Regions from separate parts of the Homo sapiens genome. Here region 1 is linked to region 2. Evidence: read pairs that join two places in POLR2A ChIA-PET (ENCODE). Cell type or tissue: OCI-LY7. All regions are shown on one strand. Each heading gives the region's core, and the rest is flanking DNA. Links, peaks and the distances in the headings are about the cores only.

Region 1 (16,601 bases), core at 4,119-12,118, 92 kb after region 2:
CAACCACTAATCACTCTTCCATCTCTATAATTTTGTCATTTCACGAAGATTACACAGATGGGATCATACAGTATGTCACCTTTGGGGATTAGCCTTTTTCACTCAACATAATCAGCATAGTCTGGAGATTCATCCATGTTGTCATGTGTATCGATAATTCATTCCTTTTTCTTACTGAGTAGTATTCCAAGTTATGGATGTACCACAGTTTATTCAATTATTCATCGTTTGAAGGATGTTTGGGCTGTTTCATTTTTGGCTATTACAAATGAAACTTCTATGGACATTCATATATATCTTACTTTACTATACATATATATATAAAAATATATATATATAAATATATATGTGTGTATATATATAAATATATATGTGTATATATATAAATATATATGTGTATATATATAAATATATATGTGTGTATATATATGTGTGTGTATATATATATATATATATATATATATATATATATATATATATATTTGAGACAGAGTCGCCCAGGTTGGAGTGCAGTGGCATGATCTCAGCTCACTGCAACCTCTGCCTCCCAGATTCAAGCGTTTCTCCTGCCTCAGCCTTCTGAGTAGCTGAGATTACAGGTGGCCGCCACCATGCCCAGCTAATTTTTGTATTTTTAGTAGAGACTGAATTTTGCCATGTTGCCCCAGGCTGGTCTTGAACTCCTGACCTCAAGTGACCTGCCTGCCTCAGCCTCCCAAAGCACTGTGATTACAGGCATGAGCCACTGTACCCAGCCTCATCTTACTATTTTTTAAAAATCCTCAATTTATGTCACCCAAGATCCCAGGAAACACTCCTCCTCCTATATACAAGGACTTGTTGAACAAATCCATGTTTACCTTACCCATACTGGCACAATTTTATGAGAAACAATCTAGATTAAGAAAAGAACATGGAATTATACTGTATTTTCTTGATGAATTATAGTTTTTTATTTATCCATCTTTGCCCCTCAACTATGAATTGAGGGGCAGGGTCCATGACTGGATTTCCTTTACACCTAGAGCAAGGCATGGGGCATAGCATAGAGTAGGTATTTAGAAAATGTTAGGATCTCTAGGGGTGGGTGGGATCCAGGGATAGATGTTTTATAACAAACTCCATAGATTATAATGTGCAGTCAGAGTTAATTTAGCTGAATAAACAAATTCATAAAGAGGAAGAAGCAAAGCTCACTGTAGGAGAGGGCAGACACAGGGCCGGGAATATAGATGTCCTATTATCATTTTTCACCTAAGATAGCGAGTTTTTTGGACAGATTACCCTCTAGACTGTATGGTAGGGAATCAGTGATTTCCAATTCTGTGTTTGAGAAGTGCTATTATTAAATCCCTATGGCTGACTGAAATAAAGAAAAGACAGCTTTCATCTGCTCTGTGGGGTTTTACCTATTTGAAAGACTGCCCCATACATCTTTTCAGCCCCAGACACCTTCCAGGGTTTTATGGAAGGGCAATTGGTGATATGAATTACCTGGAGGTACTTGCTTGTTTAGATGACATAATTATATTTGGTGGCACTTTGGAGGAGAGGAGCAATTGCTCCTCATTTTACTGGATCACTTGGGAAACACAGCCTGAAACTGTCCCTTGACAAATGCCAGTTCTGCAAGACCTCATTAAAATATTTTGGGTAGATATTTTTAAAAATCAGTTCAAACAAACTTTGGAACAAAAAATAATACGTTGGATATATAAAATCACAGCAGAGGCTGGGCATAGACCCTGAAAAGATCACTGAATGGCCAGTGTTCAACATTTAAAGACATTTGGGAGATTCAGCAGATACCACAGGAGCTGTTTGAAGGACTGTTCAAAGATTGCAAAGCTCATCAATGAGTTGATTCAGGATGGTCAGGTCAGAATTGGAGCACACATTAGAAAGGGCTGTGGAGTTGAAGAGGAAGGGAGAAGCAGGTACAAAATGCCAGGGCCTGACAGTGAGGAAGAGTGTTTGCGGCTCAACTACGTGGCCTATCAAAATAAAGCTGCCCTTACTGAGGGATCCCCCAGAAAGCAAACTAACAGACGAAGGAGTTTTCACCTGGGCAAACTTCTCTCATGTGCTCCTCCTCTTACTTCAACATTTTGGAAATTGTCAACCTGCTTGGCTCAAGGTTCTGTTTTAGCATATGCTGTCCACTACCTCCAAGACCTTTGACAAATAGATGCCAATTTTGATGACTTAGAAGCAGTGCTATGTCATAAAAATACAGAGGAGAAAATAACTACTGATTTTTGACAACTAGAATAGGTCAGCTGGTGAGACTTGGAATCAAGTTCAAAAATTCGAGTTTGCAGCACAAAAGTAGACAAGTACAGAAACATCCTCAGGTACTTGGTGCCCTGGAAGGCAGGGATGCTTATTTCAGTCTCCTGCTGCCCTACTGAGAGGGTCAGGTTGAAATCTCATATTGGAACATGGAAAGGCTGTGACACAGAGGTCTTTTGTTGTCCCCCAAGCTGAGAAGTGAGGTGAGAACTAATAGGATTCAGGTATGTGCCCTGGGGACAGCATCTCCCTTTCTTGAAGACTTTAAGAGGAATCAAAGGAATCCTGGCAGCCCAGGTTCTCACAACCATATTTGACATCACTTAAATAGTTGAAAAAGGTAGGCCCGGCGCGGTGGCTCACGCCTGTAATCCCAGCACTTTGGGAGGCCTAGGCGGGCGAATCACGAGGTCAGGAGATCGAGACCATCCTGGCTAACACGGTGAAACCCCGTCTCTACTAAAAATACAAAAAATTAGCCGGGCGTTGTGGCCGGCACGTGTAGTCCCAGCTACTCGGGAGGCTGAGGCAGAAGAATGGCGTGAACCCGGGAGGCGGAGCTTGCAGTGAGCGGAGATCACGCCACTGCACTCCAGCCTGGGCGACAGAGCGAGACTCCGTCTCAAAAAAAAAAAAAAGAAAAACAAAAAGGTTGAAAAAGGTAATAGTGTTGCCAAAAGCAGGATTGGTGATAGCAAAGGAGGAAGTACAAGGTTGCTTCAGTGTTAATGCAGTGCCTGTGGGCCCTCAATGGTAACTGTGAGTATAACCCTGAAGAAGAGGCCAGAAAGTTCTTTGGTTGATCATATTTAGGCCTCCTGTCTATCAGGAACACCACAATTGAGCAGCCAAGATTAGCTTTTGAGAGGATAGGTGTGGGCAAAAGCAATGACAGAACACTGTCTAGGATTTGCGGAAAGAGACACCTAGGGCATTTGGTTCATATTGGTGTGCCAAAATTTTGGGGGAAGGATTTGATCTGCTCACATCTAGGTCAGAGAAGGCACTGTCCTCTTCTGTACTCAACTGGAGGTTGATGGAAGGAAACAATAAGCCAGTCTTCCCTTGTAGGGATCTCCAGGATTTTCTCCCCAGGCAGTTTGTAACATAGTAGAGGCTTTAGACTCATTTAGACACGAATTCAAATCCTGGCTTTCATCCTTTGTTAGCTGTGTGAGCCTGAACAATTTAATTCACTTCTCTCAATCTTAGTATTCCCAACTGTAAAATAAGGATGATAATACAGACAGTCATTGTGCAGTTTAAATGAAATTAATATTTATTGATGCCTGACACCTACTAAGCACTTGATAGATTGTTGTTATTACTACAATTTGTGTTGATTACCATAAATTTTCATTTGGAAGAGGATAGTTTCGGATAGTGAAGAAAACATAAGCTTTGAATCCAGAAGACTCAACATTGCATCCTGGCTGTACCCCTATCTATGCTAGCTTGGGCAAACCAGTGTCCTTATCTATAACATGGCACACTCCAAATGACCATCACTATTTACCCCATCAGTAGTGGCAGATCCAAGTTTTGTGGGGCAGAAGCTTATATCATTTGGGTTAAATAAGTTTATTTTTAAAGAATAAAGTTAGGTAAAACCCTGAACATTTATTTAGAATGAGAAAACAAATCACAAGAAACTACAAGTTTTAAAACTGGCAAATACCACAAACATCACAAAATCAGGAAAAATAATATAATATTTTCATTATATTAGCTGACGCACCTCCACGCTACCTTTTTTCCTATATTTTTGTCTGCATATCTTTTGATTACCTCTTCATCCAATACTACTTTTGTAGTGTAATTTCTATGGAGAGAATAGAAAAACAATTTAGTTTTTCCCAAGAGTTTAGAAAAGCCTCTTTCAGCATGGCAACCCATTACTGGCTAATGTGATGTAAAGTTCTGGATTGTTGTCAAATTTAAGAAAACCTCTATCAAACCTCTATTATTTCTTTTATATACAAGCTGTAAGATTTTAGGATATGTCAGGTCTTTTATGTAATGACTAATACTTAAAAAGCTTTGAATTGACTACTTTAGAAGGGTTCCCATAAGTCATTACTGCACTGATACGGCCAGCAATAACTTAACTATACACAGAAGTGACACCACACCACATAAATATATTCCATTAGCCCCAAGTAAATGTATCTGCAACTCAATTTCTCTTCAGTCGTGAAGCAGCTACGTTGTCCAGGGTATATACCCCAGGTTCGTTGTCTCACACCAGGAAAATTTAGGACACGGACACACACAAGGAGTTTAGGAGTGGAGGTTTAATAGCCAAGGAAAAAGAAAGGAAAACTGCTCTCTCTCTAGTGAGAAGACAGGGGACTTCCCAGAGGAAAGGCCACCAGCCTTGGTGGATGCCCCAGATTTTATAGTCAGGCTTGAGGAGGCAGTGTCTGATTTACATAGGGCTCACAGATTGGTTGGATCAGGTATGATGTTTACATAGCGCACAGGGATGTGGGCTGCCCCACCCTAATCTTATTATGCAAATGAACTTTCCCCTTGGCAGACACCATCTGGTCTGCTCCTTACTGTACACGTGGCTGACGAAGAGAAGGGAAGATGGAGCCAACATCTTGAGCATGATTGGCACAACTGCTGGCATCTATGTCTGCAGCTTGATTTTACAGGCTGCTTTTTGTTAAAAAGGAAAATAATTTAGGGCTGCTTTTTATTAAAAGTAAAACCTTACAGAGGACTTCCGTTCCCTCACTATCTGCCTAAGTAATTTCTTCTTTTTTTGTGTTTCAAAATATACTCAATCTTTATTTGACAAATATTTTTAAATAAAAAATGAAGTACATGTATAAAAAAAGAATTTGAGATACATATAATTTACAAATCTGCTGATACTGATGTTTATTACTGACAATTTTATTTGCGTTTTTTTTTTAATTATACTTTAAGTTCTGGGATAAATGTGCAGAACGTGCAGGTTTGTTATGTAGGTATACATGTGCCATGGTGGTTTGCTGCACCCATCAACCCATCATCTACATTAGGTATTTCTCCTAATGCTATCTCTCCCCTTGCCCCCTACCCACCGACAGGCCCTGGTGTGTGATGTTTCCCTCCCTGCACCATATGTTTTCATTGTTCAACTCCCACTTAAGAGTGAGAATATGAGGTATTTGGTTTTCTGTTCCCATGATAGTTTGCTGAGAATGAAGGTTTCCAGCTTCATCCATGCCCTGCAAAGGACATGAACTCATCCTTTTTTATGGCTGCATAGTATTTCCTGGTGTATGTGTGCCACATTTTCTTTATCCAGTCTATCATTGATGGCCATTTGGGTTGGTTCCAAGCCTTTGCTATTGTGAATAGCACTGCAATAAACATAGGTATGCATGTGTCTTTATAGTAGAATGATTTATAATCCTTTGGGTATATGCCTAGTAATGGGATTATTGGGTCAAATGGTATTTCTAGTTCTAGATCCTTGAGGAATCGCCACACTGTCTTCCACAATGGTTGAACTAATTTACACTCCCACCAACAGTGTAAAAGTGTTCCTATTTCTCCACATCCTCTCCAGCATCTGTTGTTTCCTGACTTTTAAATGATTGTCATTCTAACTGGAGTGAGATGGTATCTCACTGTGATTTTGATTTGCATTTCTCTAATGACCAGTGATGATGAGCTTTTTTTCATATGTTTGTTTGCCACATAAATGTCTTCTTTTGAAAAGTGTCTGTTCATATCCTTCACCCACTTTTTGATGGGGTTGTTTGTTTTTTTCTTGTAAATTTGTTTAAGTTCCTTGTAGATCCTGCATATTAGCCCTTTGTCAGATGGATAGATTGCAAAAATTTTCTCCCATTCTGTAGGCTGCCTGTTCACTCTGATGGTAGTTTCTTTTGCTGTGCAGAAGCTCTTTAGTAATTAGATCCCATTTGTCAATTTTGGCTTTTGTTGCCATTGCTTTTGGTGTTTTAGTTGTGAAGTCTTTGCCCATGCCTATGTCCTGAATGGTATTGCCTAGGTTTTCTTCTAGGGTTTTTCATGGTTTTAGGTCTTTCATTTAAATCTTTAATCCATCTTGAGTTAATTTTTGAATAATGTGTAAAGAAGGGGCCCAGTTTCAGTTTTCTGCATATGGTATGGCTAACCAGTTTTCCCATCACCGTTTATTAAATAGGGAAACTTTCCCCATAGCTTGTTTTTGTCAAGTTTGTCAAAGATCAGATGGTTATGGATGTGTGGTGTTATTGCTGAGGCTTCTGTTCTGTTCCATTGGTCTATATATCTGTTTTGGTACCAGTACCATGCTGTTTTGGTTACTGTAGCCTTGTAGTATAGTTTGAAGTCAGGTAGTGTGATGCCTCCAGCTTTGTTCTTTTTGTTTAGGCTTGTCTTGGCTATGTGGGCTATTTTTTGGTTCCATATGAAATTTAAAGTAGTTTTTTCTAATGCTGTGAAGAAAGTCAATGGTAGCTTGATGGGAATAGCATTGAATCTATAAATTACTTTGGGCAGTATGGCCATTTTCATGATATTGATTCTTATTATCCATGAGCGTGGAATGTTTTTCCATTTGTTTCTGCCCTCTGTTATTTCCTTGAGCAGTGGTCTGTTGTTCTCCTTGAAAAGGTCCTTCACATCCCTTGTAAGTTGTATTCCTAGGTATTTTATTCTCTCTGTAGCAATTGTGAATGGGAGTTTACTCATGATTTGGTTCTCTGTTTGTCTGTTTATTGGTGTATAGGAATGCTTGTGATTTTTGCACATTGATTTTATATCCTGAGACTTTGCTGAAGTTGCTTATCAGCTTAAGGAGATTTGGGGCTGAGATAATGGGGTTTTCTAATTATACAATCATGTCATCTGCAAACAGAGACAATTTGACTTCCTCTCTTCCTGTTTGAATACCCTTTATTTCTTTCTCTTGCCTGATTGCCCTGCCCAGGACTTCCGATACTATGTTGAATAGGAGTGGTGAGAGAGGGCATCCTTGTCTTGTGCCGGTTTTCAAAGGGAATGCTTCCAGCTTTTGCCCACTCTGTATGATACTGGCTGTGGGTTTGTCATAAATAGCTCTTATTATTTTGAGATACGTTCCATCGATACCTAGTTTATTGAGTGTTTTCAGCATGACGGGGTGTTAAATTTTGTCAAAGGCCATTTCTGCATCTTTTGAGATAATCATGTGGTTTTTGTCATTGGTTCTGTTTATGTGATTGATTACATTTATTGATTTCTGTATGTTGAACCAGCCTTGCATCCCAGAGATGAAGCTGATTTGATCTTGGTGGAAAAGCTTGTTAATGTGCTGCTGGATTCGGTTTGCCAGTATCTTATTGAGGGTTTTTGCATCGATCTTATCAGGGATATTGGCCTGAAATTTTCTTTTTTTTTTTTTTTTTGTTGTGTCTCTGCCAGGTTTTGGTATCAGGATGATGCTGGCCTTATAAAATGAGTTAGGGAGGAGTTCTTCTTTTTCTATTGTTTAGAATAGTTTTAGAAGGAATGGTATCATCTCCTCTTTGTACCTCTTGTAGAATTCAGCTGTGAATCTGTCTGGTCCTGGACTTTTTTTTGGTTGGTAGGCTATTAATTACTGCCTCAATATCAGAACTTGTTATTGGCCTATTCAGGTATTTGGCTTCTTCCTGGTTTATAAAAAATAAAAGTAATTCATGGCTCAAGAAGAGTTTAATGTAATCAACTCAGAGATTTCACTGTGCATTCCTTCAGCTCTTTTATAGAAATACATTTATTAAAAAATGTTGCTCCACCCAATCCTATCCCTAAGGAATCATGCTTTTGAAATGTCAAAACAATCCTTTAACCTCCTTTATCTTTATCTTTGTTTCCTACTTCTCAGGCAATATCTACTCAGAGGAAAGTGGGTTACAATCCTATGGTGACTTAATTCCCTTAAAAACAGATGTTATGCACAGCTGGGAGTGGTGGCTCATGCCTGTAATCCCAACACTTTGGGAAGCCAAGGTGGGAGGGATCGCCGGGGTTTGAAATCAGCCTGGGCAACATAGTGAGACCCCATTCTACAAAAATAAAATAAAACATATTTACTAGGTATGGTGGCTTGTGCTTGATGCCTGTAGTTCCAACTACTCAGGATGTTGAGGCAGGAGAATCCTTTGGGTCCAAGAGGTTGAAGCAGCAGTTAGCCATGATCATGCCACTGCATTCCAGCCTGGGTGACAGAGCAAGACACTGTCTCGTAAAAAAAAAAAAAAACAGAACCAGTGGTTGTGACATCCTGTCAGAAGCCTTTTGGTGACCTGCAAATCCCGTCTGAATTAAAACAAAAACAAAAACACACTTTTTTTTTTGAGGCAGAGTCTCCCTCTGTTGCCCAGGCTGGAGTGCAGTGGCATGATCTCAGCTCACTGCAACCTCTGCCTCCCGGGTTCAAGCAATTCTCCTGCCTCAGCCACCCAAGTAGCTGGGACTACAGGTGCACGGCACCATGCGTGGCTGATTTTTTTTGTATTTTTAGTAGAGATGGGGTTTCACCATGTTGGCCAGGCTGCTCTTGAACTCCTGGCCTCAAGTGATCTGCCCACAACCTCCCAAGTTGCTGGGATTACAGGCATGAGCCACAGCACCAGGCCAAAAAAAAAAAAAAACTTTTTTGAGATCAATTTATATTATATCCACTGAATGTTTTATCTGTTTGCCATATGCTATATAATCTTTCAAGTAAATCCAGTTAACTAAATAAGCATTACAGAAATCACCATAATTTCCTTTAACAAATTATACTGGTTCAGATATGCTCTACTAGCTTTTCTGACATGACAGTCAAACTCCTCAGTTCTTGACCTCTATTGTCACATAAAAATCTTTTAATTATGGATATTTTCAAACACACACACAAAAGTATAGAGAATCACACAATGAAGTTCCACATATCCATGACTCAGCTTCAGCAATTACATTCTGCCAATATTAATCATCATTTTTTTATTTTGTTTCTTGGTTTCAAGGAAATTTTGAGCATTAGGCTCTAACTAGGAAGATGGCCATATTCACATTCTCACTTGAAATAAAGCTGTAACCTACATAACAGTTATCTAGATAGAGTCTAAAAACATCCCTATTCCCATATTTTCCATCTCTAACCAACCTACTCTTCACTCCCTCTCCTCCCCACCCCTGAGCTGCAACCAAGATTTGTCCCAACCAACTAATCTAACCCTTTCAACTATGTAAATATAGGAGAGGAGGACTTTGAGAATAGATTTGCTCAGCACACTACATAAGAGGCAAAATTGCCTTCTGACAAGTTTATATCAGGGTAATCCCAATTTCAATTCTTTACTTCCTAGAAAAGTGAACAAATAACAGGATTAGTACAAAACTTATTTTTAGCCCTTTAGTTCAAAGATCTGTTTAAAAGCATGCCTAGGCCTGACGTGGTGGCTCACGCCTGTAATCCTAGCACTTTGGGAGGCTGAGACAGGTGGATCACCTGAGCTCAGGAGTTCGAGGCCAGCCTGGCCAACATAGCGAAACCTCATCTCTACTAAAAATACAAAAATTAGCCAGGTGTGGTGGCTCACGCCTGTAATCCCAGCTACTCGGGAGACTGAGGCAGGAGAATCGCTTGAACCCAGGAGGTGGAGGTTGCAGTGAGCTGAGATCGTGCCATTGCACTCCAGCCTGGGTGACAGAGTGAGACTGCATCTCAAAAAATAAATAAATAAATAAAAGAAAAATAAAAGCATGCCTAGTGTCTATGTATGTAAAAGTGGATGTTAGGCAAACAAGGCCAGAATAGCAAGACTCAGAGTGAATACAATGAAGGAGGATTAAGTTATAGATATTGGGAAGGGGACCAATAGCTCTAGGGTCCCTCTGGGAGCCTATGTCTCCTCTAATCTTCCAAACAACTTCAGGTATAATCTAATTCCCATATTACATATGAGGAAACTGAGAAAACTCAAACCTCAGGAGTCCTGTGGCTCAAAGCACCCAGCTTGGGAGAGTTGAAGGAGAGAATTGAATCTTATCTGACTCCAAAGTCATGTTCTTTCTACCTAAGTGGTAAGGTCAGGAGCGCTAGACCCTCACACAGGGAATTGGTTGGGGTCTTCAGGACAATCCCTTTTGAGGTCTGAGCCTGAAAACAAATGCCACTTTGTAATGAGACTTTCTGTCTCTCTTACCAGATGGTCCCCTAAATTAGTTGAAGCCTGTGGGCCTTAAATATAAAACGGGAGGATGCATTTTGGTTATAATACAGCAGTTTGATTTAGTTACAAGTGTTATGCTTAAAATGGTAGAATGTGATTGACTTATGGCATTTTCTTTTTGAAGGATAGGACGGTTCTTTGTGCATGGTCAGCCCAACCCCTGATGGCTTGGCTGCTGTCCATAACAAACAGAACTACACCAGACAGACCTCAAAAAACAAGGGTTCTATAGTCATTTCCCTGAGACATCCCTGGGCCACAGCACCTTCACCCAATCTACACTGCTGATGTTGATTCTATGAGACCCACTGGTGGCAGCTCTTGCTGTTCATCGCTAGGCAAGAAATATTTCCTCAAGAAGCCCCCAGCTTACTGGAATAACATCCGCTCATTTCCTTCTTCAACATTAGCATTTACCCTATCCTGCCTGGATCTAGAAGCTGATCCCTCTGAACTAAAGATCTTCCCTTTTCTTCCCAACCGAGTGGGGGGACAAGAAGGAGATTTAAAACTTGCTTCTCTTTTACTCACATTCAGTATGACTATTTTCTCAAAATGTAAAGGCCCGTTCATCCAGAGCTAGGAAAAATACTGCTCTCACATCTAACTTTGGAACTGAGAAGTCAGTCTTTATTCAAATACACACGTTTCCTCCACAAAGCATGGCAGTTAGGGTGGAATGAAGGCAGCAGTGAAGCCTACTGAGGATCAAGCAAGGACAGAGAGAAAAGCAATGCTGAAAGGAAGTGAAGGGCAGTCTCTCTCAGAGAAGGCTGATGTGAATGGATCAACTGAGCCCAGAAGTTCGAGACCAGCCTGGCCAAGGTAGTGAAACCCTGTCTCTACTAAAAATACAAAAATTAGCCAGGAGTGGTGGCTCACGCCTGTAATCCCAGCTACTCGGGAGGCTGAAGCAGGAGAATTTCTTGAACCCAGGAGGCGGAGGTTGCAGTGAGCTGAGATTGTGCCATTGCACTCCAGCCTGGGTGACAGAGTGAGACTGTGTCTCAATAAATAAATAAATAAATAAATAAATAAATAAATAAATAAATAAAAATGAAAAATGAAAGCATACCTAGTGTCTATGCATGTCTCTCAGGGAAGACAGAAGGTGCAATCAGAGGGTTAAGCAGGCACTAGTGAGAAAGATAAATTCATGGTTGAGGAGAAAGGGAGAAAGAACTAAGTATTGGCCAGGCGCGGTGGCTCATGCCTGTAATCCCAGCACTTTGGGAGGCAGAGATGGGCAGATTGCCCGAGCTCAGGAGTTCGAGACCAACCTGGGCAACATGGTGAAACCCCATCTCTACTAAAATACAAAAAATTAGCCAGGCGTGGTGGCGCATGCCTGTAGTCCCAGCTACTTGGGAGGCTGAGGCACGAGAATCACTTGAGCCCAGGAGGTGGAGGTTGTAGTGACCCGAGATGGCACCACAGCACTCCAAAAAAAAAAACTAAGTACCAAGCACTATGCTAGATGTTTGATATGCATAAAGTAAGGAGGGACTGGAAATGGGGAGGAATGTATGTATGCTATTACACTATTTAAGGCAAGAAGTGATGAAGGACTTAATAAAGTGGTGGCAGTTTGAAAAGAAAAAAAATGGATGCAAGATTCGCTGTGAAGGGAGCATTGACCTGACAGCAACTGACTGGATGTAGAAGTTAGGGAGAAGGAGAAAACCAAGAGAACTTTGCATGTTCACAATAAGTAACTGGAAAGATAAGAGGACATTAATGAGAAAACAATTGTCAGGAGATGGATGTAGGTGAGGTTGATCAATTTGATTTTGGATCTATTTAATATTTTTAAATCTTTATTATGCAAGTTTTCAAACAGAGAGAAAAATAGAGAGAATAGGATATTGAAGCCCTATATACCCATTACCTAGCTCAACAATTGTCACCTCAAGGTCAATTTTGTTTTATCAATCTTACCTATTCCTCCCCTTCCTGAATTAAACTTGGAACTTTTTTTTATTTTTTCAAATGTATGGTTTTTTTTGTTTTGTTTTGTTTTGTTTTGTTTTGTTTTATGAGATGGAGTCTTGCTCTTTCACCCAGGCTGGAGTGCAGTGGTGCGATCTCAGCTCACTGCAACCTCCGCCTTCCGGGTTCAAGCGATTCTCCTGCCTCAGCCTCCCGAGTTGCTGGGATTACAGGTGCACGCCACAACACCTGGCTAATTTTTTTTTTTTGAGATGAATCTCGCTCTGTTGCCCAGGCTGGAGTGCAGTGGCGCGATCTCGGCTCACTATAAGCTCCACCTACCAGGTTCATGCCATTCTCCTGCCTCAGCCTCCCGAGTAGCTGGGACCACAGACGCACACTGCCACGCCCGGCTAATTTTTTGTATTTTTAGTAGAGACAGGGTTTCACCGTGTTAGCCAGGATGGTCTTGATCTCCTGACCTCGTGATTCGCCCGCCTCGGCCTCCCAAAGTGCTGGGATTACAGGCGTGAGCCACCGTGCCCAGCCACACCTGGCTAATTTTTTGTATTTTTAGTAGAGACAGGGTTCCACCATGTTGGCCAGGCTGGTCTGGAACTCCTGACCTCGTGATCCACCGGCCTCAGTCTCCCAAAGTGCTGAGATTACAGGCGTGAGCCACAGCGTCTGGCCTCAAATTTATTTATTTTTTAAATTGACATGTAAAATTGTTTATATTTATCATGTACAACATGATGTTTTTGAAGTATATATACATTGTAGAATGGTTAAATCCAGCTAATTAACAACTACAGTATCTCACGGTTAATCATTTTTTCTTGCAGTGAAAGCACATAACTTCAACTCTCTTTACGTTTTTCAAGGATACAATATATCCTTATTAACTATAGTAACCTTGCTGTATCATAGATCTCGTGAACATATTCCTCCTATCTAACTGTAAATATGTATCCTTTGACCGACCACCCCCCAACCCTTCTCCCTGTTAATACCCCCAGCCCTGGCAACCACTATTCTACTCTACTTCTAAGGGATCCATTTGTCTTCCTGTGCCTGGATTATTTCACTTAATATAATGTCCTCCAGATTCATCCATACTGTCACAAATAACAGAATTGCCTTCTTTTTGGTGGCTGAATAGTATTCCATTGTGTATACATACTACACTTGACCCATTCATTCACTGTTGGACACTTAGATTGGTTCCATATCTTGGCTATTGTGAATAGTACTGAAATGGACATGGATGTTCAAATATCTCCTCAACATACTAATTTGATTTTTCTTGGATAAATACCCAGTAGTGGGATTGCTAGATCCTGTAGTAACTCTATTTTTAATTTCTTGAAGGACTTCCATACTGTTTTCTGAATTGAATTATTTTGAAGTAAATCCCAGACATCATATGATATAATCCACAAACAATTCACTATATATTTCTAATTACAATTACATACAATTATCTCAACTAAAAACATTTTTTTTGAGACACAGTGTTACTTTGATGCCCAGACTGGAGTGCAGTGGCAAAAACACAGCTCACTGCAGCCCCGACCTCCTAAGCTCAAGTGATCCTCTCGCTTCAGCCTATTGAGTAGCTGGGACCTCAGGTGCATGCTAATTTTTTAAATTTTCTGCAGAGACAGAGTCTTGCCATGTTGCCCAGGCTGGCCTCAAACTCCTAGGCTCAGGCAATCCTCCTGCCATGGCCTCTCAAAATGCTGAGATTACAGGCATGAGCCACCATGCTTGGCCACCTAAAAAATCAACATTAAGCCTGTAACGTAATCAAATATCCATTAAGCATTTAAATGTTCTCAATCATTTACTTGTTTGTTTACAGTTGATTGTTTGAAATCAGGATCCAAATAAGCAGATTCACTGAACGTTGGATTCTATCTGAAGCAGTCATATGGAGATATCAAGCAGGCAATTGAAATTTCAGGTCCAAAACTCAAGGAAGACATAGAGGCCAGAAATATGGATTTGGAAATCATCCTCCCAGAGGGAGTAGTTGAAGCTATTTGACTAGATGAAGCTATTGAGTAGATATCATAGGGGGAGAATATAGCAATTAAAATGACCCAAGGAAAGAAATTTAGAATGACTGTATTTGGGAAGAAGAGAAAGAGACACCAAGAATGGGGATAAGGAGGGAATAATTTGAAAGAAATGAGAAGTTGAAAGGTTGGATTGGGTGCAGTGGCTCACGCCGGTTAATTCCAGCACTTTGGGAGGCCATGGTGGGAGGATGGCTTGAGGCCAGGAGTTTGAGACCAGCCTGGACAACATAGTGTCTCTACCAAAAAAAAAAACTATAAACAAACAAGTAAATGATTGAGGAAGAAAAGAAAAGAAGAAAAGTCGAAAAAGAAAACAAGACATTGGTGTTGTAACTGAAACCAAGAAATGAAATCTTTGCAGGAGGGAAGACCTGTTTTCCATCTAAAGAGCCTTGGGCTAGGACTTACTCCCTGCTCTATTGTGTGACTTTCTGGATGTGTTGTGTGTAGCAAATTGCCTCCCTAAGGCCAAGATTCTTCAGATGTAAAAAATGAATAAAACCAGTCTTTCTGGTTAAAATGCAGCTATGAGGATCAAGTAAGAATGCATGTGAAGAAGGCCCTTGTTGGCTATAAAGCACTGGACAAATATGAGAGACTGTTCATTCGTTAATCTTTATTATTATTTTTATAAACAATGTGAAAATGTAATTTAACTGTTGAATGGAGGATTTGAATATTGGAAAATTCTGAATTTGAGAGGCCGTAATTCTTCAAGAATCTCATGAGATACAATAGTTGGCTTTTATTGAGCATCTACCATGTGCTAGGCACTGTTTTAAACCCCCTACATACCCTACCTTATTTAATCCTCACGAAAACTTTATGAGTAATAATAGGTACTATTATTAATCTTGTTTTACAGATGAGGAAGCTGCGGTTGAGAGAAGCGAACTGATTTGTCCCAGGTCACACAGCTAGGAAGTGGTAGGACCAAATCTCAAAACCAAGTCTTTCCCATCTCAGAGCAGGATCTCTTAATCACAACACTAAGTTTCCTCTTTAAAATATGCCTTGGAAAATTAGATCACCATATTGCAACTCTAGTGAATTACCAATCTAGATATTGAGCATCAAAGACAGCTATCATCACAAAGAGAGACAACCAGACATTATGTGTCTCCTGAGTGAAACAAGCACCACCCCCTATGAAACAGTTTTGCCTTAAAAAAAAAAAAAAAAAGACCATGCGCGGTGGCTCACGCCAGTAATCCCAGCACTTTGGGAGTCCTAGGCCGGTGGATCACTTGAGGTCAGGAGTTCAAGACCAGCCTGGCCAACATGGTGAAACCCCATCTCTACTAAAAATACAAAAAATTAGCCCAGCATGATGGCGGGCACCTGTAATCCCAGCTACTCAGGAGACTGAGGCAGGAGAATCATCACTTGAACCTGGGAGGCAGAGGTCGCAGTGAGCCAAGATCATGCCACTGCACTCCAGCCTGGGAGACAGAGCAAGACTCCATCTCAAAAAAAAAAAAAAAACCTGGGCCAAGCTCGGTGGCTCACGCCTGTAATCCCAGCACTTTGGAATGCTGAGGCAGGAGGATCCCTTGAGCCCAGGAGTTCGAGACCAGTCTGGGCAGTATAGTGAGACCAGGGAGACTTCGTCTCTACAAAAAATAAAAGTAAAAAAATAGGCGGGTGTGTTGGCACATACTTGTAGTTACAGCCACTTGGGAGGCTGAGGCGGGAGGATTGCTTGAGCCCAGGAATTTGAGGCTTCAGTGAGCCATGATTGTGCCACTGTACTCCAGCATGGGCAGCAAAGTGAGACCCTGTCTCAAAAAAATATTGATCTTGAATCTAGCATAGCCTTGAGATTAAGCTTAGTGTTGCCAGGTAAAATTCAGGATGCCCAGTGAAAAGTGAATTTCAAATAAACAACTATATATAGGCCGGGCGCAGTGGCTCACGCCTGTAATCCCAGCACTTTGGGAGGCCGAGGCGGGCAGATCACGAAGTCAGGAGATTGAGACCACCCTGGCTAGCATGGTGAAACCCCGTCTCTACTAAAAATACAAAAAATTAGCCGGGCATCGTGGTGGGCACCTGTAGTCCCAGCTACTCGGGAGGCTGAGGCAGGAGAATGGCATGAACCCGG
Region 2 (16,601 bases), core at 4,398-12,397:
GCCACACACCCACTTTTACACATTGCACATATATAGCGAACAAAATAGACAAAAGTCCTCTTTTATAGAGTGCACACTCTATGGGAGTGAACAGACAAGGGTACAAATAAATAAGACGATTAGAGATTGTGATCAGCACTGTGAAGGAAATAAGCAGGGGTAAACGACCGTCAATATCCTCATCTGTAAAATGGGGCCAATATTAATACCTACCTCTCAGGATTGTTGTGAGTGCCCAGCTCATGGAAAGTCTTCAACAAATATGGGCTTTTGTTATTATTTCTTTTTTCCTTCTCCCATGGAAATGAGGAAAGAAAATAGCTTCCTGCTCTACTTTGTAAGGGCTAAGGGTGGGGAGAGAGCTGCAGGAGAAAAGAGGCTATTGCCATCTGAGGAATTTTTTGCTGATCAATATCTAGGAACCAAGAATTTGAAATATTACAAACAAAAAAGAATTGGAATTATAATTATAGCCCTTGGAATTACAGCCCAACTCAATGATTTGGTGCACTCCTTTCACACAAAGGTATGCACTGAAACCACAGCCTCTGCTGAATGATTCTGGCCCCAGGAGCTCCCCTTCTCCTCTTCCCTTCTCCCAGTTGCTGCCCAGGGTCTATCTTGTCCAGGGCCAGCCAGGCAGGGCTGGGCTGTTGAGTTCTGTCAGTGCAGGATGTACAGAACCCTTGCAGACCCCTCTTCCTTCCCCTCCCACTTCTACCACCGAAACGCAGCTGCTTCCTCTCTGCCCCAGTGCTGATCCTGACAGCAGTGTCTCCAGCTAACTTCCCCCTCTTCAACCTCTCCCCAGCACCTGTGTCAACATGAAGCTCACTGACAGACCCCATTCCAGTCTAGATGCAGCAGACAGTAACAAATGGTGGTTGCCGTCATGTGAAGGGCTGGAGTCCTATTTTTCTTTCTGAGCCATCATACGAGAAACTATTTCAAGGACCCATTTTGTACCTTGAACACATCCCTCTCCTTCAATAACTCAGCCAGACATCGCCCTAATAGCTCTGTCTCCCTAAAGAACAAATAGCTAGCCTCCCATTTTTCTAACCCATTTGCTGCTGCAGTCCGTGTATGTTCAAGTGATGGTTGTTGATCAAGGGGCTAATTCACAATAATGATGGGACCTCATGTCTTTGTTGCAGGGTTTTCTCCCATGTATCATATTTTAAAAGCCTTTCTGAGAATTTTGGATTTTGTTTTTGGGTTTTTTAATTCTTTAATATATTTTTTTAAATTTTTATTTCAATAGCTTTTGGGCTGCAAGTGGCTTTTGGTTACATAGATGAATTATGTAGTGGTGAATTCTGAGATTTTAGTCCACCCATCACCCGAGTAGTGTACATTGTACCTAATGTGTAGTTTTTTATCCCTGCCCCCCCTCCCAGCCTCCCCCTTCAGAGTCTCTAAAGTCCATTATATCACTCTGTATGCTTTTGTGTACTCATAGCTTAGCTCCCACTTATAAATGAGAACATGTAGTTTTTGGTTTTCCACTCCTATGTTACTTCACTCAGAATAATGGCCTCCAGCTTCATCCAAGTTGCTGCAAAAGATTGTTTCATTCCTTTTAATGGCTGAGTAACATTTCATGGTGTATATATGTATATACCACATTTTTTTTATCCACTCATTGGTCGATGGACACTTAAGTTGGTTCCACATCTTTGCAATCGTGAACTATGCTGGTATAAACCTATGTGTACAAGTGTCTTTTTCATGTAGTGACTTATTTTCCTTTGGGTAGATATCCAGTAGTAAGATTGCTGGATCGAATGGTAGATCTACTTTTAGCTCTTTAAGGAATCTCCATACCGTTTTCCATAGAGGTTGTACTAATTTATATTCCCACCAGCAGTGTAGAAGCATTCCTTTTTCCCCACATCCATGCCAACATCTATTGGTTTTTGACTTTTTAATAATTGCCATTCTTGCAGGAGTACAGTGGTATCTCATTGTGGTTTTAATTTACATTTCCCTGATGATCAGTGATTTTGAGCCATTTTTGTTTGTTTGGTTTTGGTTTTTGTTTTGTTGTGGGCTTTTTTTTTTTTTTTTTTTTTGAGACAGAGTCTCGTTCTATCACCCAGGTTGGAGTGCAGTGGCTCCATCTCATCTCACAGCAACCTCTGCATCCTGGGTTCCAGCAATTCTCGTGCCTCAGCCTCCTGAGTAGCTGAGACTACAGGCATGCCCGGCTAATTTTTGTATTTTTAGGACAGATGGGGTTTTGCCATGCTGGCCAGGCTGGTCTTGAACTTCTGGCCTCAAGTAATCCACCCGCCTCGGCCTCCCAAAGTGCTAGGATTACAGGTGTAAGCCACCACGCCTGGCCTATTTGTATATCTTCTTTTGAGAAATGCCTACTCATGTCACTTGCCCACCTTTTAATGAGATTTTTTTTCTTGCTGATTTGTTTGAGTTTCTTGTAGGTTCCAGATACTAGTCCTTTTTCAGATATGTAGTTTGCAAAGATTTTCTCCCATTCTGTGGGTTGTCTGTTTACTCTGCTGATTATTTCTTGTGCTGTGCAGAAGCTTTTCAGTTTAATTAGGTTCCAATTATTTATTTTTGTTTTTGTTGCATTTGCTTTTGGGGTCTTGGTCATGAATTCTTTGCCTAGGCCAATGTCTACAAGGGTTTTTTCGATGTTATCTTCTGAAAGTTTTATAGTTTCGCGTATTAGATTTAAGTCTTTAATCAATCTTGGGTTGATTTTTGTATAACATGAGAGATAAAGATTCAGTTTCATTCTTCTACCTGTGGCTTGCAAGTTTTCCCAGCACCATTTATTAAATAGGGTGTCCACTCCCCAGTTTATGTTTTTGTATGCTTTGTCAAAGATCAGTTGGCTGTACGTATTTGAAAAGCCTTTCTGAGACTTTTGAAAGAGATCTTTATTATATGGACATGTACCCCTTTTTCTGTGATGTCTGGAACTGGGGTAGCAGGCAGTGGTCCAGGATTTTTCTCTAAACTGTGTGTACTTTGAGTTTCCCCAGACCTTGCCAGCCTGCAGGTATATAAAAGGTCACACAATCTCTCACTCTTCCAAATTTTGCCAGCTCTTGCCTTTATCTCTTATGCAGAATTTGGCCTCTATCAAAGGACCCCTTAATAATATTAGAGTCCCCAAGGGATGTCTGCTTCCTGCCAGGGGCTGCTCTTGCTGCCCTTCTATTTATCTCTTGGTGCCTGTGCTAAGCAACCCTGCATCCACTGGGCACTGCTATCTGCTGCTACAGCTGAGGCACTGGGGCCCTTGAAATGCCAAAGCTAGGCAATATATTATTCTGCATAGGGGGAAAAGATCTCTCTTCCCTTTGTGATACTTTTTGTTAGAGGCACAGCCAAACCGGCATGCTCATGTGCTGATGTCCTACTAAGGTTTTTTAAAGAGACGACTCTTCTCTTCCACCTCCTTTTTCTCAGAAGATGTTGAAATTATTTCAAAGGCAGCTGGACCAGAAGACATACACATCTGCATTCAGAATTTCCCCTTCCCTCCCAATACTAAGGATTTCTTACTGGATCCAACTTTCTGTGCCTGGTTTGTGTTTCCCTCAGAGTGAAGTACGTAAATCAAACTTCAATCCTGTATATACTCCAGCACACCAACATCACCTGTGTACTTTTTTGTCCTTCTCTCCACAACAGCTAAGTTTAAAAAGATGAGAAAAAGACAGTGCAAAGGTGAGGGCACACAAGTGGCCTTATGTCTAGTTTGCCGCAGTAGTAAAAGTTCTTCAAAGGCTGTATACTTGTGTCAACATCAAAGAACAAAGAAACATGTGTGATGGCAGTTTCTGGTCAGAAGCAAAATGTTTTCTGTCTCCTCACAAGAGAAGTTCAAGCTCAGGCAAGAGGATATTAATTAAAAGATTGCACAGGCTATTTTGAAATTGAAAAGGGGAGGAAGGTTCATTAGATGGCCTTTGTTTTGGTCACTTTGGGCTGCTATAACAAAAATACCATAGATTGGGTGGCTTAAACCGTAGACACTTATTGCTCACACTTCTGGAGACTAGAAAATCCAAGATCGAGGTTCTTGGTGAGGGTTCTTTTCCTGGTTTGCAGATGGCTGCCTTCTTGCTGTGCCCTCACATGGTGGAGGGAGAGATCATCTCTTTGTGTCACTTAAAAGGACACTAATCCCATTTATGAGGGCTCTACTTTCATGGCATAATTACCTCCTAAAAGCCACACTTCCAAATCCCATCTGCAATGCTTTAAATATTGTTTGTCCCCACCAAAACTCATATTAAGGATTGGTTTCCAACGTGGCAGCATTGGGAGGTGGTGCCTTTAAGAGGTGATTAGTTCATTAAGATGGATTAATGTCTTTCTCATGAGACTGGGTTAGTTCTTGGGGAAATGGATTCATTCTTAGCTTGCCTGTTGTGTTTTGCCCTTTTTGCATGTACTGACTTCCCCTTCTATTCTCTGACATGTTTTGATAAAGCCCTCACCAGAAGCCAACCAGATGCAACTGCCCAACCTTGGACCTCCCCGCCATCAGAACTGTGAGCTAAATAAATTTATTTGCTTTATAAATTACCCAGCCTCAGGTATTCTGCTGTAGCCACAGAAAACAGAATAAGACACCATCACATTGGAGATTAGGGCTCCAATGTATGCAAGTGGCGGGGGGGTGTTATATTAGTCAATTCTCACGCTGCTATAAAGGACTACCTGAGACTGGGTAATTTATGAAGAAAAGATATTTAATTGACTCACCGTTCCACAGGCTATAGAGGAAGCATGGCTGGGGAGCCTTCAGGAAACTTACAATTATGGCAGAAGGGTGATGGGGAAGCAGGCACATCTTCACATGGTGGCAGGAGAGAGAGAGAGAGAAAAAGAGAGAGAGAGAGAGAGAGAGAAGGGAGAAGTGCCACACACTTTTAAACTATCCGATCTCATGAGAGCTCACTCACTATCATGATAACAGCAAGGGAGAAATCCGCCCCCATGATCCCATCGCCTCCTACCAGATCCCTCCCCCAACACTGGAAATTATAACTTAACATGATATTTGGGTTGGGACACAGTGCCAAACCATATTGGGAGGGCAGGGAGGAGACACAAACATTTAGTCCAGAGTAGCCTTCAAGGCCTATTATAATCCTGCTGCTTAGAATAGTGCGGTATTTTCCAAAGTGTGGTAGGCAAACCACCAGCGAGATATGAGATGATTATCAGTCATACCCAGATGAACATTTATAATAAGCAGTTATAGGTATATTAGTATAATTTTCTTCCATTTAGGGTACTTGATACTGGATTTCAGTTTATGGCAGTGACATAGATTTTCCTTTTAATGAAAGTTTAAAAGTTGATTCAAAAATATTAAGGAAATAATAGTGTAGACACAATGCAGTACTATTCAGCCAAAACAAAGAATGAGATCCTGTCATTTGCAAAAACATGGATGGAACTGGAGAGTATTATGTCAAGTGAAATAAGACAGGCACAGAAAGACAAACATCACATGTTCTCACTTATTTGTGGGATCTAAAAATCAAAACTATTGAACTCACAGACATAGAGAATAGAATGGTTACCAGAGGATGGGAAGGAGAGTGGGAACCTAAGGGAGGGAGGTGGAGATTGTTAATGGGTACAAAAAAATAGTTAGAAAGAATGAATAAAACCTAGTATTTGATAGCACCACGGGGTGACTATAGTCAATAATAACTTAATTGTACATTTTAAAATAACTTAAAGAGTATAATTGTATTGTTTGTAACACATAGGATAAGTGCCTGAGGGGATGGATATCCCATTCTCCATGATGCGCTTATTTCACATTGCATGCCTGTATCAAAACATCTTATGTCCCCCATAAGTATATATACCTACTATGTCCCTATAAAAATTAAAAATTAAAAAATTTTACAAAATAATAGTGTAGGCAGTACACGATATGGCAAAAATCATGAAGGTGGTATTTGAGAGGCTGGAGGCTGAGAAATGGTGGGGTAATGGTTTAAAGCTTGAGCTTTGAAGTCAGACAGATCTGGTTTCCAGCACTGACTCTACTACTTACTAGCTGAGTGACGTTGAGCAGATATGTATGTGCTTAAATATAGTGCTAGGCACCCAGATTTGACCAAAGCTTCACACTACTGAAAGCCTATGAGGACCCACCTCAAAGGCTACAGTCGTCCCTCCCAAAAGAAAAAGGCAGCCAGTGCAAAGTACCTCAGTGGGAGCTGACCTAGGGCTGGCCTCAGACCCCAGACCTGATTTTAGAGTTGTGTGTGGAAGGTCATTTTATAAAGTCATGCCCAAATGCCAGCTAAAACTCTTCCAGCCCTAACTGTAGATGGTTAATCACATGCCGGAGTGTCCTAGTCTGACCATGCTGACGAGTCTTTAGCCCCAGTCTGGCCAACAGTCTGGCTCAAGCCCATTGGGCCTCTCGTCTTAAGCCTTGCCTCTACCATGCTTTTGTGAACCCAGCCCTCATATCATCTGAGATTAGGGGGAAAGGAAGTAATTGGAAAAAGGCCACTCATGTCTACCACAGGTGGCCTAACAGTGTCTCAGAATCACTGTACTCCAGGGTTTCTTGGGAACAGAACAGAGGGGCAGAAATGATCCACACCCACCTCCATTCCACATCTTTTTATTACCCCATAAAACCACCCAGGTGCCTGTGCCTTTCAAACAACTCCTGAGCACAAAACCCTGGGAAGAGTATTTAAAGTGTATTGAGGGTGGTTTGTGTTCTTCTCAGGGGCCTCACTCTCAAGTAGGCCAACTTGCCCTTTAGTGCTGTGACTAGGCTAAGGTAGGTAAGTTAACACTAAGCCTTCCCAGTCCAACTCCAAAGAGCACGTGGGAAAAACTCCTTCCTTACAGGAGCCTGCGAGACATCTGCAGGGAAACAAACAGCCCCTCCTTTCAGCTCACTAGTCCAAAAACTACTTTTGCCAAGCATTGATGCTGCTTCCGGTTCCATCTGTCTTTCACTTGAATCCGCATCATTTCTCTTATTTAAATAGCCAAGTGAGGTCCTGGTGGTCCTCTCTCATTCTCATATTTGGTTTCTTTATTTCCATGGGAATAAGCATGAGGCCTGTAAGCAAGTGTCCTTTTTGCTTTCTCCTATTGAATATTCTACATGTAGTGGCTTCCTTTGAGTCCTACATTTTTGTTTATCAGGATAAGTTGACTTTAGGCTGAAAGTTTCAAGGGCCTTGACTGATTTGGGTTGGCTGTTGGGAAAAGAGATTTAGGGTAGAATAAAGCAGTAGGGTTTTCTAAGGCACACAAAAAGGAGAAAAGATAAGTAGGGGACAGGGCTCCTGAAAGACCAGCTGTTCCATCCAACTCTATCTTTACGCACACTATCAGTAGGGGCTTATTTAAGACAACATTCCACCTCCACCCCCCCACACACTGTTCAGCTCATTAGGGGGTCTACTGGCTTCTCAGAGCTTCCAGCAGTACTAAGGGAGATGATCTAACTCCAGCCGCTAAGGGTGTCCCAGTAGCAGAAGGCTTCTTAGGCATTTTGCCTTATTAAGCAGACCAACAACATGGTGCTCCAAGGGATAACTACCTGGGAATAGGGTTGCCAGATACATTACAGGATGAAACATTTGGGATATGCAAATGCTAAAAAAAATCTCTTGTTTATCTGAAACTCAAATTTAAGTGGACATCCTATATTTGTATCTGCAAAATCTGGCAAATTAGCAAATTTAGCAAAACCCTACCCAGAGACCCCATATGCGACTCTAAATTATCCTCTGATAAAGGGGTGAGAAATAAGGGTCCCCCAAGCTAAAATGTACTTTTTTCAAATTGTCTAATGAGAGTCAAACTCTCCGGCCCTAACCCCAGTCCCCAAACATGCAATAAGAACGCATGACTAGTTTTTCTGTTAAGAGCAGCTGGCTATATCCCTGCCTCCAATTTTCACTTGCCCTAGGTTAATTGTCCACTTTTCTCACACAAAATGAACTCTTCCCAGGTGAACTCGGCCATCTGCAAGTTTTAGAGAAATGTGTAGAATGTCTCTACATGAGGCTAGGCATGGAGATAGTCACTTAGAGGTCTCCAAGAATGTTCTCTGATTGCTCCCCATGGAATCAGCAGAGTTCAGGAGGAAGAAGGAGGGAATTATCGTCCAGCCTTTCCCCTGTGACTTCTAAGTCCATCTCTTCAAGCCGCTGCAGCCTGCAATCCCCAGCCTGGCTCCAGTAGCTTTGTTGGTGGAAACATCATTTTGCTCACAAAGACAGACCGAGATTTTCATTTTATTAAAATAAAAGAAATTTAAGATAAGATTTTATGAATATTTAGAAAAGCAGCATGTTGCATGATATAAGACATATTTACATGCCACAGAAGGAGCACAAATATTGTACTTCCAGGATGCTTTGAAAGGTATTGGATTGTTCATTGTTTACTAGCCTCCAGGCATTATTACACAAGCTAGCTTGGGAAAAATGGTGACTGCTACAGAGGCTTGGAAAATGTATAGGACACTTTCAGATTTAAAGCTGCTCCTCCCAGTACTACTTGGCCCACACAGCACACAGAAAACAGACAGGCAAGGTGGTGGGCAGGTGGGTTTCACTGACACCTCCCGAAAGGGACATCATCTGAAAGTGACCGCAGGCCTTGGGGCTCTGGCTTTACAATTGTCAGCAGCTCATAGATTAAGCTTTAACAGAGGAATCCTGTCTGGTTATGGCTCTCCCAAGGCACCTAAGCTTGAAGTCTCTCACCATTTTATTCATTTAATCAACAAACATTTAATAAATTTCTATTGTGTGTCAGCGAAACTGAGAGAGCAGTGGAAAAAACTGATACAATCCCCAAACTTGTAGAGCTGAGGGACTAATGGGAGACACAGACAAGGAAATGAGCAATTACAATACATGATGTATAAGTGTAAGTGCTGGCCGGGTGCGGTGGCTCATGCCTATAATCCCAGCACTTTGGAAGGCCAAGGCAGGCGGATCACCTGAGGTAAGGAGTTCGAGACCACACTGGCCAACATGGTGAGAACCAGTCTCTACTAAAAATACAAAAATCATCCAGGCATGGTGGTGCACGCCTGTGATCCCAGCTACTTGGGAGGCTGAGGCAGGAGAGTCGCTTGAATCCGGGAGGTGGAGGTTGAGGTGAGCTGAGATCATACCACTGTACTCTAGCCTGGGCAGCAGAGTGAGACTCTGTCTTAAAAAAAAAAAAAAAAGTGTAAGTGCTATAGGAGCACAAGGAAGAACCCCTCACCCATTCCAAGAGCATCTGGGAAAGGACCCCTATGGAAACTGAGGTCTGAACTGAGGCCTAAACGATGAAAAGGAGTTAAGGGAAAAAAGCTGTTTTAAGCAGAGGGAACATGTCCCAGTGACCAGAAGGGAATTTGAGGAGTAGAGGAATGGAGGCATGGAGTTCGAGGGCTAACCATCATCATGCATAGCATTTAGCTAGGATGTCCTGTGGGCCAGTGCTTTGCTAAGCATTTAGCATACATTGTCTCATTGGAGCCTCACAGCATCCCTCAGATGAGGCACAGGGAGATTAAGAGCCTTACCAAAGTCAAACCTCTGGTAAGAGATGAAGACAGAATTGAACCCCAGCCATCTAGCTCCAGAGCCAACATTCTTAACCTCCACTCTATAAAGCGAAATCTATATCTCAAATGAATAAAACAAATGGTGGAACTTCAGCACAGGACTCTAGCCTTCACTCCTGGAGCCACCAACCCCAGCCATAGGTCCAAATCTATCCCAGCTTCTGGCCCTTTTCTGACCTCAGAACCTCTGTCCAGTCCCTGGTTTCTTGCCAATTACCCGTGCCCAGTCATGACTCTCCCTTTCTGCTAGATCCCTGGTCAGCATGTCAGGTTCCCAGAGCTGAGACTGACTCCCTAATTCTCATGAGAACTAAAGTCTTTCTTGCCTCTGAATCCCAGTTCCTAGTCCCCTCTTATCAGACCAACTGGTATCACACTATGCCTCCTTCTCTGGATTTCTTACTATTCTGGTTTCATTGACATCTGCAGATCACTTCCGTGTCTCTGTATTTCTGGCCGATCTCTAAGGTCTAGCCATCCTCAGTCTAGCCTGACCCGAATTGGGAGGAGAGAAGTGGAAAGAGACAGAGACTTGTGAAGGCAGGAAGGGCAACTGTATGAGAGGCTGAGCGAGTGGAGAGATTTGAGAATATGGGTAAGGCTGAGGCTGAGAGCCTAGAAGCAGAGCTGGCTTTATTCTTAGGTGGAGTATGTGACCCAGACCCTTCCAAAATACCCTATTCCAATAGCTACTTGGGGGAATGAAATCCCTTTAAGAGGATGTTTGCAAAGAACTGAGAATATAGAGCCCAGGTGAGGAGAAACACCTACTGTACTTAATGTTACAGTAGAGTACATGCCTTTCTAAATGTTCACTTTGGTTGAGGAGGACACTCAGTATCTGAAAGAAAAAGGGAGAGAACCTTGTAGTGAAGAATTGTAGCCAAAAGGGAGAGTTCAAGAATATTCACAGGCATAGATATCCCAACCAGGCAGAGATGACAACTTGACTCAGGTCCAGCCTTGCCTAGACATAGTGCCTTCATCATACTACAGATGTGGTTTCTTTTTGGATGTGGTTTCTGACTTTGTTTGAGCAGATGGCCCTGACAGAAAACTTAACATTATCTGCTGTTTATTATGCACTGCCCTGTAAGACCACCACATGTGTGATAGTCCCTACAATATAGGAAGGAGCCAATTGAAGAGTTCATATTTTGGGCAACTCTACTCCCTTTTTCCTACTCCAGAGTTTAGGGACAGCTGTTGAGCAAATGGAGGAGGCAGTTAGAACTAGCCCAGGGCTTCTCAAATTTTAGTGTACACATGATCACCTGCAGGTCTTGTTAAAATGCAGATTCTGACTCAGTAGGTTTGGGGTGGGATTCAGAGTTTGAATTTCTAAGAAGCTCCAAGGTAATGCTAATGCTATCAGTTGGGGGGACACACTTTAGATAGCAAGGCTATTTCTGCCATTCTGCATTCTAATACATTAACCTGCTTCCTCATAACCTGTGAAGTGCTGAACAAATATGAAGGAATCATATTGCACTTTTATTTGATGAACCTGCCAACCCTAAATAGAATGAACAAATAAGCCCCATGAAGGAGAGAGAAGAAGTGGTGGCTGCCCATTAACAACAACAACAACAGTAAAATTATACAGGCCAAGAGGGAGAGTTATATTTTCCCCAAGTTTCCTACAGCTGTTTATTGGTCATGGGGCGCATAAAACATCTTATGAATGTTTCACTGCCGAAGAAAAATTGCTTCAAGCTGAGCTAGGATAGGAGTTAGGTATTACCATGGATATGAATATATTTTCACAGTTCAGCTCAATTACCACATTGTTTATCATGTTGCTTTACAACATTGCAGACTATTAAAGCTACTTTTTCATTTTACAGTATAGGAAACTAAGGCTGGCCAGGCAGGTGATTTCAATTTGCTCAAAGTCACATGGCTAGTTAGTATCAGAACTGAACTAGAACCACCCAATGAGCACAGTGCTCTTTCTACTGCAAGGATTTGTTAAAATAGTGTCTGAACAGGGGAAAGATTTTAAGTTAATTGGTCACAAGTGGTCCCCATACCCTGCTGTGGGGAGCTTAGCGGAGGTTCCCTGAATAAAAACATAGTTTGGGACTGGAGAAGAAATTTTCCAGGCTCTCGGTCACTCAAACAAATAGACATCTTTTTGAGCATGGATTGCCCATTTGTTTATTCAACAAACACTTGTTGAGCCCTGTGCTGGCTGGGGATAGAAATTTTTTTAAAACCCACAGTCCCTGCCTTGACAGAGCTTAGAATCCACTGAGGAGAGACTGATGTATAAATACTAAGTTCAATAAACTCCCATAGCTATTGGGGGGGGGGGCACAAGAGATGGTTTCAGAAACGAAGTAATCAGCCAAAAAGGAAAGCAGGCCAGCTAATCACTGAGCATGATGTAAGGCAGAAACTTAAGTGCAGTATGGTCAGAGTTTAGTGTAAAGAGGGAGGGAGGGATCTTTGTAAGCTACAGAGTTCACGGAAGGCTTTTTGGAAAGGTTAAGTCTAGAAGTAAGCTTTGGAGTATGTGTAGGAATCATATAACCAGAGAGGATACTTCAGATGAGGAACAGCATGAGCAAAGGTAAAGATACAAGAAAGTATATTGTCTATTTGGGGATGGCCCTTCAGATATTAAGTTTAAAACTGTTCTTAAATCACCCTTCACCTTTTGCTTCTCTTTTGCCTTTCCTATAAGTACCTCTGGCCAGCAGGTTACATTTGAATTGTTTCTTTACTCTCCAACTTCACTCTTCATGCTCACTGTGCCTCTGGTAGTCTGCAAGGCCACCATGTACAGTTGTGCATGTTGTTCACTGCACAAAGGATACCCAGTCATGGAGGTGAATGGGGGCTGAAATCCATACTGCACTGTACTCACCAAGTAATGCTTTCCTTTCCTAGTTTGATACATGTGCTTGCTAGGCCATGCCCCCAACCCAAAAAGGAGCACTTTTTCCAGTTTACAGAAAGGTACCCTAGCAGTGGCTGAGGCACTAAATCATATGTAGATGAAAGGTAAATAAGTGAGGTAAATAAGATTTATCTCTGATTTGTTCCAGCTTCAAGTCTTTACAGCTGAAGCCACTAATGAAGCCACCACAGTTCCACCACAGTTTTTATGCTAATCATGACTAAAGTAGGAAAAGTAGCAAGAGCCCCAGGGACCCTTCAGGAAGCTTAGAAGTGTCACTTCCCTGGATCCTGCATGAGGTGACCCAGAGATGACCTATGCCTGATGTGGCTCCCTTGATTTCATTTCTCTCTAATCCTAAACTGGATGACTAAGTGGTACCATTTCCCCTGACTCAGTTATTCTTTCTCATAAGAAAACTACACTTCTGTATGACTCACAACCAAGCTTATTCCTTATTTCTTATCTCCCCTACCTGGCAGTACCACCAAAATCATCCTTAGAAATCAACTGGACACGCACTTGCCATACCCACCTACCATGGTTGGTAGTCTTGTGCCAAATCCTGACTCCCTTTTCCTTCCCACCTGTCCTGTGCCACCAAGAGCCACTCTTCCCCACAAGCTACCAATCGGAGCTTTCAGACCTCCAAGTTTCCCTGGCTTTATCAGGCTTAAAGGGCTAAGCCTCTATAATATAAAAACCCAATAGTACAGGGAGTCAAAGAACTCACCACTTGTCAAGTTTCTCTCCACTTGACAGTCCAGAGCACATAGGTGGCCTACTCAACTCATTCAGTCACTCATGGACTTGGGTTGATTCCTTCATGTTTCTCTGCCCTTCTGTAAGGCAACAGCCTTATCTGCCAGTTTCAAAGCTGAGTAATGTGTGCTATGGGCACATCCATATTTCTTCTGTTAGAGGAAAAAAGTAAAGAGAAGCACATGTGCAAAGTTTAAAGAGCTGGGCCTAGAAAAAGCACACATCACTCCTACTTACATTTCACTGGTCTCAGAGCCACACCAGACCACAAAGCGGGCTGGAAAATGTACGTAAGTACCTAGCTGGACATCCTCACCCTGGCTACAGGTCTATTATTAAGGAAGATGCCAAACTATCAGTAAAAAGCATCTATTTTGTCATAATTTTTTACCCATGATAGAAACTTCATGATCAAGTATAATAAAGTTCAACCAATTTAAATAGAATCAAACTTAATGTATTAATAAATGTGTTTAAAGCATAGCATATACTTTTCCCTTACGCACTGTTTCTCAAAGTGTGGTGCATGGACTCTGGGTGATCCAGGGCCACTGATCATTCCCAGAAACCTAGCCAGTGACAGAGGAAAAAGCAATAATATTATTTCTTTACATACCTTCCACATATTTGAGATGTAAGGCTAATTATGATTTTTTACAGCAATCACATTACATTCTTTTTGTCAAATTACATTCTTAACCATCCTTATGTATTTTTTTTTTGAGACATGATCTTGCTGTGTCACCCAAGCTGGAGTGCAGTGGTGCGATCCTGGCTCACTGCAACCTCCACCTCCCAGGCTCAAGCAATCCTCCCACCTCAGCCTCCCAAGTAGCTGGGACTACAGGCATTCACCACCACACCTGGATACCTTTGGTATTTTTTTGTGGAGACCAGGTTTAGCCATATTGCCCAGACTGGTCTTGAAGTCTTGAGCTCCAGTTAAGAGAATAAACTTCCGGCTGGGTGCGGTGGCTCACGCCTGTAATTCCAGCACTTTGGGAGGCCGAGGTGGGTGGATTGCCTGAGGTTAGGAGTTTGAGACCAGCCTGACCAACATGGTAAAACCCCATCTCTACTAAAAATACAAAAATTAGCCAAGCGTGGTGGCACATGCCTGTAATCCCATCTACTCAGGAGGCTGAGGCAAGAGAATCACTTGAACCCAGGAGGCAGATGTTGCAGTGAGCCGAGATCATGCTACTGCACTCCAGCCTGGGTAACAGAGAAAGACTCTGTCTCAAAAAAAAAAAAAAAAAAGAAAAAACTTTTGAGGAGGTCGAGGACCCCGAGAAATGAGGGGGTTTGCCTAATGTCAAGCACTGGGTGTGCAAACCTGCAGCTGCTGTGACAGTTTCTGGCAGTGAGTCTCTGACACGAACAGCTCCCTCTGTTCAGGGAGGACCCGGGCACCCTCACTTTGAGTCTTGGTCTTACTTTTCATCTAAAAGGGTGGAGCGGATCCCCAGCTTTTTCAGTTCTTCCACCAGGTCCCCATTCTGGTGCATCTGGGCTCCATTCCTTTGTTCTTCCCTCTAGCTGAGGAAAAATAACCACTAACCCTGAGGAGACAGCCTGTGAGGTTTAGCTCATAACTGACATGTGGGTCAAGTGAGGCAAACTGAATAGACTCCAACATCATAGCCTGGCATTGCTATTTACCCCCCTCTAGTAAAAACAAAATTCCATCTAGTTCATGACATCTGAAAGGAGGTATCTCACGCTGCCTGCTTGGAGGGCAATTCATTTGGAAATCTCTCTGGGAAAGCACAGAGCAGAGCTGATTTATGGCACCACCACAGGGTATCACTGCAAGCATCAGGACCAAGTGGAGGAAGTGCCACTGCCCAGCCCTGAGGCCAGCATTCCAGCCTGTGAACAAATCCTGTGGGTTGGAATGCTGCTGCTAACCCAATGAGATGGACTGCTGGCCCACGCGGCAGCCTCTGACAACACTTAACTGTGAGAGACCTGGGCTCTGGGGAGGCCTCTTCCTGCTGAGTCACGGCGATGTGACCACCAGGGTGGGAACCGAGCCCAGGAAAAGTTCTTTCTGGACTAGGTCGACCCTTGTGCAGATTACTGGTTCATGCTGAGTGCTTTTCCCTGAGACATCAGGGCCTCTGTCACCCTTTCCAGACCAGCCCCTCTGGCCACTGCCATGCCAGGATGTATCTTATGGCACTCTTGGGACTCTAGGGTGAAGAACCCACCAGATTTAGAAATTTTGATGACTCAGGTACATGGAAATGTGAAGGTCTCTCAAGCTATCAACAAAGCAAACAAATTTAAAAAAATGAACAAAATCTCTATCAGGGCCTGGCGCGGTGGCTCACGCCTGTAATCCCAGCACTTTGGGAGGCCGAGATGGGCGGATCACAAGGTCAGCAGATCGAGACCATCCCGGCTAACACGGTGAAACCCCATCTCTACTAAAAATACGAAAAAAAATTAGCCGGGCGTGGTGGCGGGCGCCTGTAGTCCCAGCTACTCAGGAGACTGAGGCAGGAGAATGGCGTGAACCCGGGAGGCGGAGCTTGCAGTGAGCCGAGACAGCGCCACTGCACTCCAGCCTGGGCGACAGAGCGAGACTCCGTCTCAAGGAAAAAAAAAAAAAAAAAAGTCAATGGGATTTTTGGGGCAGTAAAATTATGTTGATTTTTCCTCTTTTTATTTTGCTGTATTTTCCAAGTTTTATATTACTTTTATGTTGGAAAAATAAACTTTACTAAGGAAAAAAGGTTTGTCGAATATTAAAGTAACAATAAAAATAAGCCTGTGTGTGTGTGACAATATCATATAAGCAGTCGAAAATGCAAATATGAAGTAAGAAGATAAATGTCTGAAAATTTGATTTTATTAGACCTGCCATCCATTTGCCCCAGTCTCCAGCATGCTCTTTATAATAAAATGTATCAAATTGTAGCACGAAGTCATCAAAGCTTTTACATAACTTTCTTCCTGTGTTGGCAGTTTATTTAAAAAAAAAAAAAAACCCAGTTATCACAGTTTCTTCTTTGTCCATCGTTTTCCATAACGGAAGAAGCTATACATAATTTGGGGGAAGATATTGTCTTTGCAGACTGACATATTTGCAGAGGGGTCATGAATAATGATTCCAAAGCTCCTAGTTTAACTCCTGAATCAGGCAAAAAATAAATGGCAATATAAGAACAAATTTTGTTTACAGCAATATCATAATACAGCATTGAATTATTACAGTGCAGTGGTTGTAATTAAGCTCACAATAAAATCTTATTAGCCCAAACACCAGACAACCTAAAATCACCCGACTGCTCACGAACGGAAATGATCAGTGCA

The links. ChIA-PET counts read pairs that join two places held together with the same protein. Peaks named below come from ENCODE experiments on the same cell type or tissue, not always from the same donor. Only the 100,000 strongest peaks of a DNase experiment are listed, where the experiment ranks them.
Region 1: POLR2A ChIA-PET joins it to region 2 with 5 read pairs; 3 of 35 experiments call an interaction of 5 or more read pairs at or near these places.

Annotation. Positions count from the first base shown.
Region 1 is chrX:120,641,401-120,658,001 of GRCh38, reverse strand. No RefSeq gene overlaps it. Among named protein-coding and RNA genes, the nearest start is that of C1GALT1C1, 20 kb to the right of the region's middle. In OCI-LY7, for the core only: no CTCF peak of the experiment used is centred there; a DNase peak (open chromatin) is centred at 8,551; H3K27ac peaks cover 1,176 bases.
Region 2 is chrX:120,733,499-120,750,099 of GRCh38, reverse strand. It overlaps the pseudogene GLRX5P1. Among named protein-coding and RNA genes, the nearest start is that of C1GALT1C1, 110 kb to the right of the region's middle. RefSeq lists enhancers at 761-870, 12,414-13,613. In OCI-LY7, for the core only: no CTCF peak of the experiment used is centred there; no DNase peak of the experiment used is centred there.